Regions from separate parts of the Homo sapiens genome. Here region 2 is linked to region 1. The links are chromatin contacts, found by Hi-C in ENCODE. All regions are on one chromosome and are shown on one strand. The core of a region is the stretch at or near the end of the contact, and the rest is flanking DNA. Distances in the headings are between cores, read along the strand shown. Region 1 has its middle 44 kb from the start of LINC02577. Region 2 has its middle 60 kb from the start of NAMPT-AS1.

Evidence for each region. Hi-C counts contacts between places; a loop is a spot of excess contacts on that map. Pooled maps may share reads with other maps.
Region 2: a loop to region 1 is called in a pooled map, with 3 times the contacts of the local background. The contact joins two enhancer-like sites. A Hi-C loop is called at or near these places in 3 of 37 single-sample maps with no recorded cell type and 9 of 50 pooled maps.

Annotation. Positions count from the first base shown.
Region 1 is chr7:106,728,065-106,733,744 of GRCh38, forward strand. No RefSeq gene overlaps it. Among named protein-coding and RNA genes, the nearest start is that of LINC02577, 44 kb to the right of the region's middle. RefSeq lists an enhancer at 3,376-3,425. Within about 2 kb of position 2,112, at least 5 of the 41 ENCODE cell types and tissues checked have a DNase peak (open chromatin) inside an H3K27ac peak, as active enhancers do.
Region 2 is chr7:106,342,714-106,348,393 of GRCh38, forward strand. No RefSeq gene overlaps it. Among named protein-coding and RNA genes, the nearest start is that of NAMPT-AS1, 60 kb to the left of the region's middle. RefSeq lists an enhancer at 3,424-4,623. Within about 2 kb of position 3,323, at least 4 of the 41 ENCODE cell types and tissues checked have a DNase peak (open chromatin) inside an H3K27ac peak, as active enhancers do.

The DNA.
Region 1 (5,680 bases), core at 862-3,361:
AACAAACCTGCACATTGTGCATGTGTACCCTAGAACTTAAAGTATAATAAAAATATATTTAAAAAATCAATTGTGTTTCTATACATTTGCAATGAATACACTAAAAATGAAATTAAGAAAACAAAATCTGTTTACAATAGCATGAAAAAGAATAAAATACTTAGGAATGAATTTAACAAAAGAAGTACTAAACTTATACTCTGAAAAATACAAAACATTGCTGAAAGAAATTAAAGAACACCTAAATAAATGGAAAGTCACCTCATGTTCATGGATTGGAAAATTTAATATTGTTAAGATGGCAATACTCCCCAAACTGATCTACAAATTCAACACAATTCCCATCAAAATTCTGGACCAATAATCTGATCCTAAAATTTATATGAGAGCGCAAGAAACAGAAGAGCTAAAACAACCTTGAAAACAAACAACAAAGTTGGAGGATTCACGCTTCCCCATTTCAAAACTTACTACAAAATCTACAGTAATCAAGACAGTGTGGTATTGGCATAAGATAAGACATACAGATTAATAGAATGAAATTAAAAATCTATAAGTAAACTCACACTTACTGTCAATTGATTTCCAACAAGGGAAATTTTTTCCCATTGAATTGATTTCCAACAAGGGAAATCAATTCAATGGGAAAATAAAAGTCTTTCCATAAATGGTGCTGACACAATCTGAAAAAAAAGAAGTTAGATCCTACCTCACATCTGTATAAAAATCAACTCAAATAGGATCCAATAACTAAGTGTAAAAGCTAAAACTATAAACTTCTTAGAAAAACAGAGGTAAATCTTCATGACCTTGTAGTAGGCAATGATTTCTTAGCTACGACACCCAACATATAAGCAACAACAACAAAAAAGAATAGGTAAATTGGATATCATAGCATTTAAAAAAAAAACTTTCCTGCTTCAAAACACACAATTAAGAAATTAAAAAGGCAACCCATAGGATGGGAGAAAATTTCTGCAAATCATATATCTGATGAAGGACTTGTGTGTGGAATATATAAAGAACCCTTACAACTTAACAATAAAAAGACAAATAATTTTCAAAAAAGCAAAGAACCTGAATAGACATTTTTCCAAAAAAGATATATAAATGGCCAATATGCACATGAAAAAAATGATCAACTTCATTAGCCTCAGGGAAATGCAAATCAAACCTACAATGGGCTGCTATTTCATGCAGATTATGATGGTTCTAATCAAAAAGTTAGATAATAACAAGTTAGCAAAAATGCAAAGAAATTGGAACTCTCATGCACTCCTAATGGAAATGTAACATAGTACATCTTTTGGAAAACAGTCTGGCAATTTTTCAAATAATTAAATATAGTGCTACCATACAGCTCAGCAATTCCCCTCCTAGGTATATACCCAAGAGAAATAAAAACATATGTCCACATAAAACCTTGTGTGTGAATATTCATAGTAGCATTCTTAATAATAGGCAAAAGTTAGATATAACCCAAATGTCCATCAACTAATGAATGTATAAATAAAATGTGGCATAAGCATACACTTGAATATTATTCAACCACAAAAAGGAATGAAGAACTGATACATGACACAGTGTGGATGAACCTTGAAAACGTTATGTTAAGTGAAAAAAGACAGTCACAAAGGATTATATATTGTATTATTCCATTATATTTAATGTCCAGAATATGGAAATTCACAGAGAAAGAAAGTAGGTTTGTGGTTTCCTAGAGCTAGGAGCAATGGGGGAATGAGGACGGATGGCCAAGGGATTTCTCTTTGTGGTGATGAAAATGATTTAAAATTTATTGTGGTGATGGTTGCACAACTCTGTGAAAATACTAAAAACCAGTGAATTGTACGCATTAAATGGGGAAATTGTATGTTATCTGAATTATGTGTTAATAAAAACTTTTTTAAATTATTGATTTAAGACTGAGTAAAAGAAGTGGTTATGGATATCAGGTTATGGGTTTAAATAAGGTCATTGGCTGAAGTCAAAAAGTTGAGGAAATTCCCAACTAGAAACCTCAACTTCCTCACTGAAATAGAAGGCAAATCCATCTGCCAAGTAGGAGTTTATAATCAGATAATGGTACATCAGAGGTAAAGACTGCAGAGGTGGTACAGTTCCAGGTGATGACAGGTTCCAAGGTGTGTCATGAAAGTGAGTGGCTAAGCTGGAGAAGAGGGAGAGGGGGTGGAGGCCCAGGAAGTGACAAAGCTTAATACACCTCACAAGTACTTGTTGAATTGAATGAAAGAATTACTTCCCCTGCCAGCACTGTATGATACATTAAGGCCTCAGTGTTACTTTAATCATCTTGGAAATTGTCACCATGTTTGCCCTAAGTAAGTTTCTTTCTTTTTCTACTAAATTTAGGGATAGGCGTATGAGTTTCAATGGAGACCATACTCAAGTTACCTCTCACCTATGGATGAAAAAAGGAAAGAAAAAGAAATTGGGGTTTTCTAAGTGTACTATGATTACACTGAGAGTATAAAAACTACTTAGGAGAATAAGCTTCTAGAAATTTAGAATGAAAACAATGCATACGCAAAACAATAAATAAGATACTAAACACAATTAACTACTGATTCAAGAAATTCACCTAAGACCTACTTTCTTTGTAGCCCCAAGTTCAGTAGAGTCAGAGGGAGGATTTCTGGGAACCCCAAACGCCTTTTCCTTGCATTCCCCCTCTGATCCAGAAGATCTTCTCAGGTCCCAGCTAATCTTTCCATTGAGGCCACCATTCTCTCACCTGTAGGGTCCCTATACCCCCCTATGTCATAGAAAGGTTTAGAGCTGAGCATCATCCCCCCATTTTCATTGCCCCCATACCAGTCCCCTCTACTAACACAAACATACAATGATAATAAAGGTTCAGGGCAAAATATAGAAACCTATCTATTTGTATTAAGCACAAAGGAATTTAATAAAGGAAATTGGGTGTTTACATATGAACTAGAATGGCTGGAGGAGCAGGCTCAAGGTTGGGCCCCCAGGAATAACTCCTAGAACAATGCAGAACTGACTATCCAGGCAAGCTACTTGCTCTGCAGCAATCAGGATGGTGAGTAGCCAGCAGGCTGACACTGGAACTTTTGAGTTCATGAACCCACAAGGATAGCTGTGTCCCAGGATCAGAAAGTCAGGATCGAGAAGCTACTGCTGCCACACCACAACTGCCTATAACCATCTATGAAGCTAATGTCTGAACACTAGAACACCACTTCAGAAAAACGTGAGATCTTGGAGATGGTCCAAGATCTTGTTCACACACAGAAAAACAGACAATAGAAGGAAGGTGGCTTCTGTTTCACTTCTGCTTTCTACATGTAAAACAAAGCGTATTTAATAAATTCATCCAAAGGAGTCAGGGAAACGTGGTTTCCAGCATTCAAAAAAAGAGCTGGAAATGGCTGAGTGCCAATCAGCTATATCCAGCATACAAACACACTATAAATGCATACATGTGCATATGTGTACACACACGATCCCAGATGACAAGATTATTGGCCCTTTTTGTTATGTGAATTTTTGTAATAACCCCAACAGAAAATAGAAAATAATACAAATGAGAAACATGGAAAATTACAAAAGTCCCAAAATTTCACATAGGCTATAGAGTCTTGGCCTCTACAGTCACTGGTTACCGACTTCCTCTAAGGAATTAAGTGCATGTCCTATGGGCAGCCCTGTGGTTTTAATTATCTTGAGGTTCAGGCTCACCAGTGCTCTCTAGTACTCAATAATAAGGAGTCTGACTCCATTGTTGATGTTTAACAGCTGACAGCTGTCAAGCCCTGCCACGCCTCCTTCCTTTTGTGCCCCACATCCAAGCAAGCTGATAAAAAAAAAAATTTAAAAAAAGAAAAAAGAAAAAAAGCCTTGGTGCTCCTTTGGCACCGATGGGAAATTCAAACCATACAAACGTTGGCCAGCATGAGGAAACCAGCAACCCAGCCTCACTCCCTAACTATTATAAAACCCCAAGCAGGGAGGTTTCCCCTCCCTGCTCTTTCAAGGCATTTTCAGATCTGCTTGGGAGCCTGCCCTGTTCCCTCTAGAAAACCTCATTACATGTGCAATAAACCTTCCATCCCCTCTTTGTGTATGTGTGGCATCATGAGTCTTGACATCTAAACCAAATTTTGTGTGGGAGGTCCATCTCACCACCGAGGGATACCACAAGAGGTTCCACCCCACAACTCGCCACCAAAACACTCCCATATCATACATTTCTGACCCCATCCTTTCTCCCTCATGATCCTTTCTCCTACCTACTGATACCGTCCAGGCAGAAGGGTGTGTCTCTTTGTATTCAGTGGAGACTTGGCTTCTCTGCAGGACAAGATTGGGTGAAGCTCAATTTGCCAGAGCTCTGCTTTGCCCAGCGAAGTTTCTTTCAGAGCACTTCCTCCCAAAGACCGTGTTAACCTTTCTCCCTATTGTCAAATCTTGATTATCGCCTCATGCCCATGTGAAACTCCCTTAGTTGATAATTTCATCCACAATTGCTTGCTGCTGTCGTTGGTGTCTGTTCTCTCTGCTCTGCTCTGCTCTTTTGGAGCTTTGATGCCTGGCTTAGCACCTTTGCCCACCTAAAGACTCCTTTGACCCTGGAATATGAGTGATGATACTCTCAAAGACATTTAATTTCAATGATATTCACCTTGCAAACTACTAACACCACCATCCTGCCTCTCATCACTGTCATCACTTTCAGCCGAGATTCAGACATCTCCAGTCATTTGTCTGCTCCCATACTTTCTTCTTAATACTGCTCACTTTGTCTGGTATCAACTGCCCTTAGACATCTTCATTTGGATAACTCCTTCTCATCCTACTGGACTCAGAGCTTTCTGTTCTTTGTCAGGGCTATCACTGCCTTTCTATTGTCCCCATTATACAAAATACATTAAAAATAACAGGAATTGTAAATTGGCATCTTACAGTCTGCCTCTGGCTAGAAGCTATATTTTATTTGGCCAGCAATGGGTTTTTGAAAAAACACATTTTTCCGAAAGAATTCAAAGCAGGATCTCAAAAAGATACTTGGATGGCCATGTTCCTTGCAGTATTATTCACAATAGCCTAGAGGTGGAGGCAACTTGAATGTCCATCCACAGATAAATGGACTAACAAAATGTGTTATATACAGAAAATGAAATAGTATTTCACCTTTTAAAAGAAGGAAATCCTGTCACGTGCTACACCATGGATGCACTTGGAAGACATTATACTAAGCGAATTAAGACAGTCATAAAAAGACAAATACTGTATGATTCCACACATATGAGTTATCTAAAGTAGCCAAATGCATGGATACAGAAAGTAGAATGTTGGTTGGCAGGGGCTGGTAAGAGGGGGAACATAGGGAATTGTTGTTTAACATGTATAAAGTTTCAGTTTTGTGAAATGAAAAAGTTCTAGAGATCTATTGCACAAGAATGGGAATATACTTTATACTACTGAACTGTACACTTAAGATGATAAATTTTATATATTTTTATCATAAGTAAAAATAAAAAAACAAAACTTCTAAAATTTGAATGCTTTTAGAGGGACACTCTACTTCACCTGAGGCCCAACACTAGCCTGATTTACGAGTTTAAATGAACTTTCAGGCCCCCATAAACATTAATTTTGAGTTTGGAATAATGAGAGAATTTAAAAATGAAAT
Region 2 (5,680 bases), core at 2,073-4,572, 380 kb before region 1:
CACCACCCCTGGTCATTAAGGAGCTACCCTGTCTCCATTAGACAGAGCAGGACAAGAGTTCTGTGATCCACAATGGGTAGGGACTACACCCTGAGCCAGCATGAAGCAGTTACAGAAGAAAGACCGTCAGTCCCTCTGCCTCCCATAAAGATTTATGGGGATCACATCTTTTGGGGGGAAATAAGACAGGAGAATAGGGCCTGGAGGCAGGGAACCTAAGGACTTATTAGAACTAAATCAAAGGAAAACACTTCAGTGATGACAGGAAATATCCTCTTCATTTACATAGGGCATACACCTAGTAAATGACTTTGTAACTTGAATTCATCCTCTTCATTTACATAGGGTTTACACCAAGTAACCAGTGAAAATCTCTAGAGGGTATTTAAGCCCCAGAAAATTCTGTAATCGCACTGTTGAGACCCTATGCTTGCTCCTGCTCCCACCCTGTGGAGTGTACTTTCATTTTAAAAAAATCTCTGCTTTTGTTGCTTCATTGTTTCCTTGCTTTGTTTGTGTATTTTGTCCAATTCTTTGTTCAAGACACTAAGAATCTGGACACCCTCCAGTGGTAACAATTTGCAAGCTCGATTGGAGGTGGAGTGGCTTCAAAATTGGCTTAGTCACATGGCTGGCAAGTTGGTGCTTGCTATTGGTGGGAGGCTTTCACTATTTCTCATGGGTTCTTCTCCAATGGGCTGCTTGAGCTTCCCTCCAGTATGGTAGCTGGCTTCCCAGAAAGAGTGGTCCAGCAGAACAAAGCAACAGCTGTGGTGACTTTTATGACCTATCCTCAGAAGTTAAACATGGTCTTCTCCATCAAGTGGTTGCACAGACCACCTCTGATTCAATGTAGGAGGAGACTTCAGATGATCACGAATAGTAAGAGGTGAAGATCATGCAGGCATCCTAGAGCCTGACTGTGACAGGGTAGTATATGCCTATATTCCTCCCTCAATATTTTCCTGTTTTCCTACTCTGCCTGTTTGGCAAGGACACAGTGGCTCCTAACCTCTCTACTCTTAATCTCTTCATTGTGTTTTCTTGATATTTCTCAAGATTCCTACATATATTGAGTCATACAGAATGTAAAACCAACAGTTTTTAAAATTAATCAATTTTAGCAGTTTTTAAGCTTTCAGAGCTGTCCACTTCATCCTAACACTTTAGGAGTTGGTGGCCATCCCATGATCTCCTTCACGTTTATGTAATGTTCTATCTGCCTGCTCACAGTCTGTATCTCATCCTGGAGAGTCCTTATTTGTAAAGCATATCTGTCTTCTTGTACTTATCCTTCTGGTCTCTTCATGGATCTACTACCCTTTCTAGTGCTTTACCTATGTCATCACAAAGATTCCAGAATGAAGTCTCCTTCCTTCAAGATGGCAACCCTGGAGCATGGTTTTATTTGAGCCTGAGCTGGAATTGCAAAATTAGGCAGCTTGGCAGGAGAAAGCTAGAGCCAGGCATCAGTGGACCCCAACCTCTGAAGAAACCAACGCTTTTACAAACAGCTCCCTTCTGTAATGTCATGGGAGAGTAATTTTTTGCTTTTATAGGGTTTCTTCAGACAGAAGTACCACACAAAGATTATACAAGGATCTATGCTTTTCCATGTGGGGGTTTGATACATTAATGAGAATTTGACAAATCCTGACCACTCTGCCATCTGTGGGCCTCATTCTGTTCCTACTTCTGTGATGCTTTCCATCTGTTCTGAGACAGAGGAACTCGTTCCACTGACATAGGCAATACTCCTAACCCTACCAGCTGTCTTACAAGGGTGTGTTGCTGCTCACTGGAGAAAATGAAAGAAAAGGTATATATTCAACAAAAATCCTGCCAGAAACAATTCACATTCTTCCGTACAGGTAGCTTACAAAGGGGCACAATATGGGATGGGTTTATATTAATCATATCTCATACTTTTCATGAGGTTATGTCATCTTACTGCTCAGAAACCTCCAATAGCTCTCACGACTTAATCAAACTCCTTATCTTAGCATTGTAGGCCTTCCGGCTGTCATTCAGGCTTCATGGCACTTTATTAATACAATATTCCTTTCCCTTCCCCGCTACATGTCACCTATACTTTAGCCAAATGGGACCACATACTATTGTTCTAACCTGCTCCATAAATTTCTGCCTCCATGCTTTTAGAAATTGTATTCTCTGCATTCTAAATGTTTTCCTGTCATGTTGACCATAGAAGTGCTTCCCTTCCCTGAGATCTGTGGTAAGTGCTACCTCACTTATGACACCCTTCCTGATTTCCTCTATCTAGTGATCTCACTTCCCCATGGACTCTGAGAGCACTTTAGTGGTAACGTGTTTATAGACTTACCACATTCTTCCGGATATTTGAGCTGTTACTGTAACAGAGTCACGATGCTTACTTCCGCACTTGATGTTTTCCAAAATATTGATGGCTGAGAGTGAGAACAATCTGTTTTAATTCTGCCAGTGATTATTAAATTTATCTTTGAAGAAGGGTAGATCTTTGAGTTTTGGAGAAGAATAAGACTTAAGGGAGTTTTAGATTATACAAATGAAAGATAATCTTTTGGAATACAGAGACTCTGGTCCAATGTTTCTCAATTTGGTTTCCACAAAACCTTAAAGTTCAATATGTCATCACTAGGGGTTTGTAAGAGATTTTGATTTAAAACCTAGACATCAACTTTCGAAGTTTGCATACTTTGAGGATAGATAGTGGCTAAGCAGACATGTCAGCAATTTCATTCGGGGTCTTTCAGCCCCATTGTGGCAGTGTGCAATAGGATTGTATTTGTTTGTGCCCAGTTTGGTTTATGATGCAAGCTATGGGAGGTTACTGGTAACTGATGAGTGCTATATTGCACAGACGAGAGGGGTGGTAAATGGATGACATGAGTTTTTCCTTCTCTAACTATTTCCCCTAAACTCCCCTTATGCACTACAGGATGACTCACAGGACCAAACAAGCTTTGCTAGTATAACTAAAAATGAGGGGAAATTTAATTTTCATTCTAAAGGCTCAGCTGCACCCTGCCCCACCTCCTGCCCCCAGTTTTGTTGTGGTTACAAACATGGCAAAACATAGGTTGAAAAAGACTAAAAGTGATTTCTCCAGTGATTGATGAGTTTGGGGGGATTTTTAAATTTTACTATGCTCTTATGTTTTACACTTAACTCATGTTTGTATTTTATAAACATGTTTGATAACCCAATGTGGTAATTTTTGAAGGTGAGATGTGAGATGGAAGAGGAAAATTTTAGGCCTGGGGATAACCCTGATAAGGGTAGTGATGATGAATTATAACCTTCTGAGTCATTTTCCTGTGTGATTGGAACAAAGGACACAGAAAAAGTCCATCTTTATGATGAAAGACCCTTACCAAGGAGCTTCTATAGGCTGATTATCCAAATTTTCTTATTTTATTGAGAATCATCCATGTGAGGAGGCCAGCAAGATTTTTCTGTAAAGAGGCAGGTGGCAAATATTTTAGGTTTTTCAGATCACATGTAGTCTCTGTCACATATTCTTCTTTGTCTTTGTCTGCTTGTTTAAATGCTTTAAAAATGTAAAAGCCAATCTTAGCCCTGAGGGCTGTACCAAAGCAGGCCTCTGGTGAGGTTCGGCCCATGGGCTGTCATTTGCCAATCCCTGCTATGTCAAACAACTTAGAGATGTGGGAATGGCTCCAATAAAAAAAAAAAAAGAAAACCCAAACAAAACAAAAACCCTTAAATATAAGTCATAGGTATTCGAGAAGTAAAGATGCTGATTACTTTAAGCAGCTATTAGAATCTTAAAACAAACAGTAACTCTTGTTAAAAACACACAAACACACAAACAAACAAGAAACAGGTACATTCAGTGAAAAGGACCAGGGAGCAAGTTATTTAGTAGCAGAACTTACTGTCTTAAACAGGAAAAGTCACACAGTTGGTAAGGCTAACAATGTGATCATGTAAAATTACTGTGAATCAAAGGCTAGGAAAAGATGCACTACAAGAAACTGAAAAGGTTCCACAGCCTCAAACAGTGTCATATGGTGAAGTATTGATGACACGTCACACAACTTTGAAGAGGTTTTGTGACATACCCTGAAAAACCGCAGCTTCCTTTTCTAGGTTGATGAGTCAGGGGATTTCACCAATAAATGTCATACTTAGCATTTGTAAGATTTGCAAGTAATTGTGAAATTCAAGAAAACAAAGAGTGGCCCATAACAAGGAAAGGCCAAGATATAATTAATGTTTGGCCTTCATATCTATAAACAAAAGGTCTAAGAACTACATTGACATGAACACTGATAGTGCTCTGTCAAATTTGGTTCTATGAGAGCTTTTGCATCTTATTAAATGAAAAAAGTTTCTCACATTTTCACAACACATTGGCTTCTTCAAAGAGAATGTCAAACATTCTTGGAGATGAAATGAAAGTTTTAGATAATATTACAAAATGGCTATCTTTGTTATATAAAGGCTAACTTGAGAATACTTTTAAAACTGAAAAGGTGTCGATAAAGGCCACAGAAATATCCTGCTATACACAGAAATTTGGTGGCTCAGCAGAGGAAGCATTTTCAACAGGGTGTTTGAGCTAAAAGATGAAATTCAAAAGTACTTTCAATATCATACTGGGCAAGTTTCGTTAAGTGTTTTGATGAACAATGGCTACAAAAAGTTGCCTTCTCAGCGGACATTTTTCATTATGTGAACAAGTCTCTGCAAGGCCCTGGAGAAAATGTTTTGACTTTGAGTGACAAGATTCTTGAATTTAAAAGGTAACTGAGAGGGACTTCCGATTCAAGTGATGATGGAATAAGACCCTTGTGAAAAATTCCCTTGCAGTAAAACAACTATAAAACCTAAACATAAAGCAAAAAGCAACTACTTGAAGGCACTAGAGAGAGAACAGAAGCAGAAAGACATTGGCAAAGAATAAATATTTGGAAGAGGAAGCAGTATGAAGTAAGTGCCCTGTGTCTGTGGCTTCTAGCCTTGGTCTCAGTGCAACCCACTGAGTGTGCACAGTGGCAGTGTGGTAGAAGCATCAGTAGAAAACCCACCATCTCTCTGGTAGGGGAATCCATGGCTGATGGAGAGAGTTGGAGAATTCCCAAAGAGAAAGAAACAGAGAGCAAATCCCCAAAATTTTGTCTAATGATTTCTCTGACTGATTCCTGAATGACATATGCATGAAACAGACCAAAGGCAGTTCAACTAAAGACAAATGATCTGAACTGAGACTAGAGTTAAGATGCAAGAAACAAAGTTGCATAAGCCAAAGAAAACCACTTGTTAGAGAAGCAATAAAATCAATAATCTGCACAGCTTGATATTCATAAAGTCCAGGGTAAATCCAAAATTTCCCAACAAAAAAGAACCAAGAAAAATGGAATGTATCAAGAAAAGAAGATCAATTGAGACCCTCAGATAAGATGTTAGATACAACAGACAAGGATTTTTAAACAGCTATTATAATGATATTCAATGAAACAAAACAAAATATGAGCTCAATAAATAAAGAAAAATTGAAAATTCAACAGAGAAAAGCAGACAAAACTAAATTGAAATTCCAGGACTAAAAAATGTAATATCTGATCTAAAACAATCACTGAAGAGAACAGCTGAGTGGAAGTGACAGAGGCAGGAGTAAGTGAAGTGAAAAATAGATAAATAGTAATTGTTC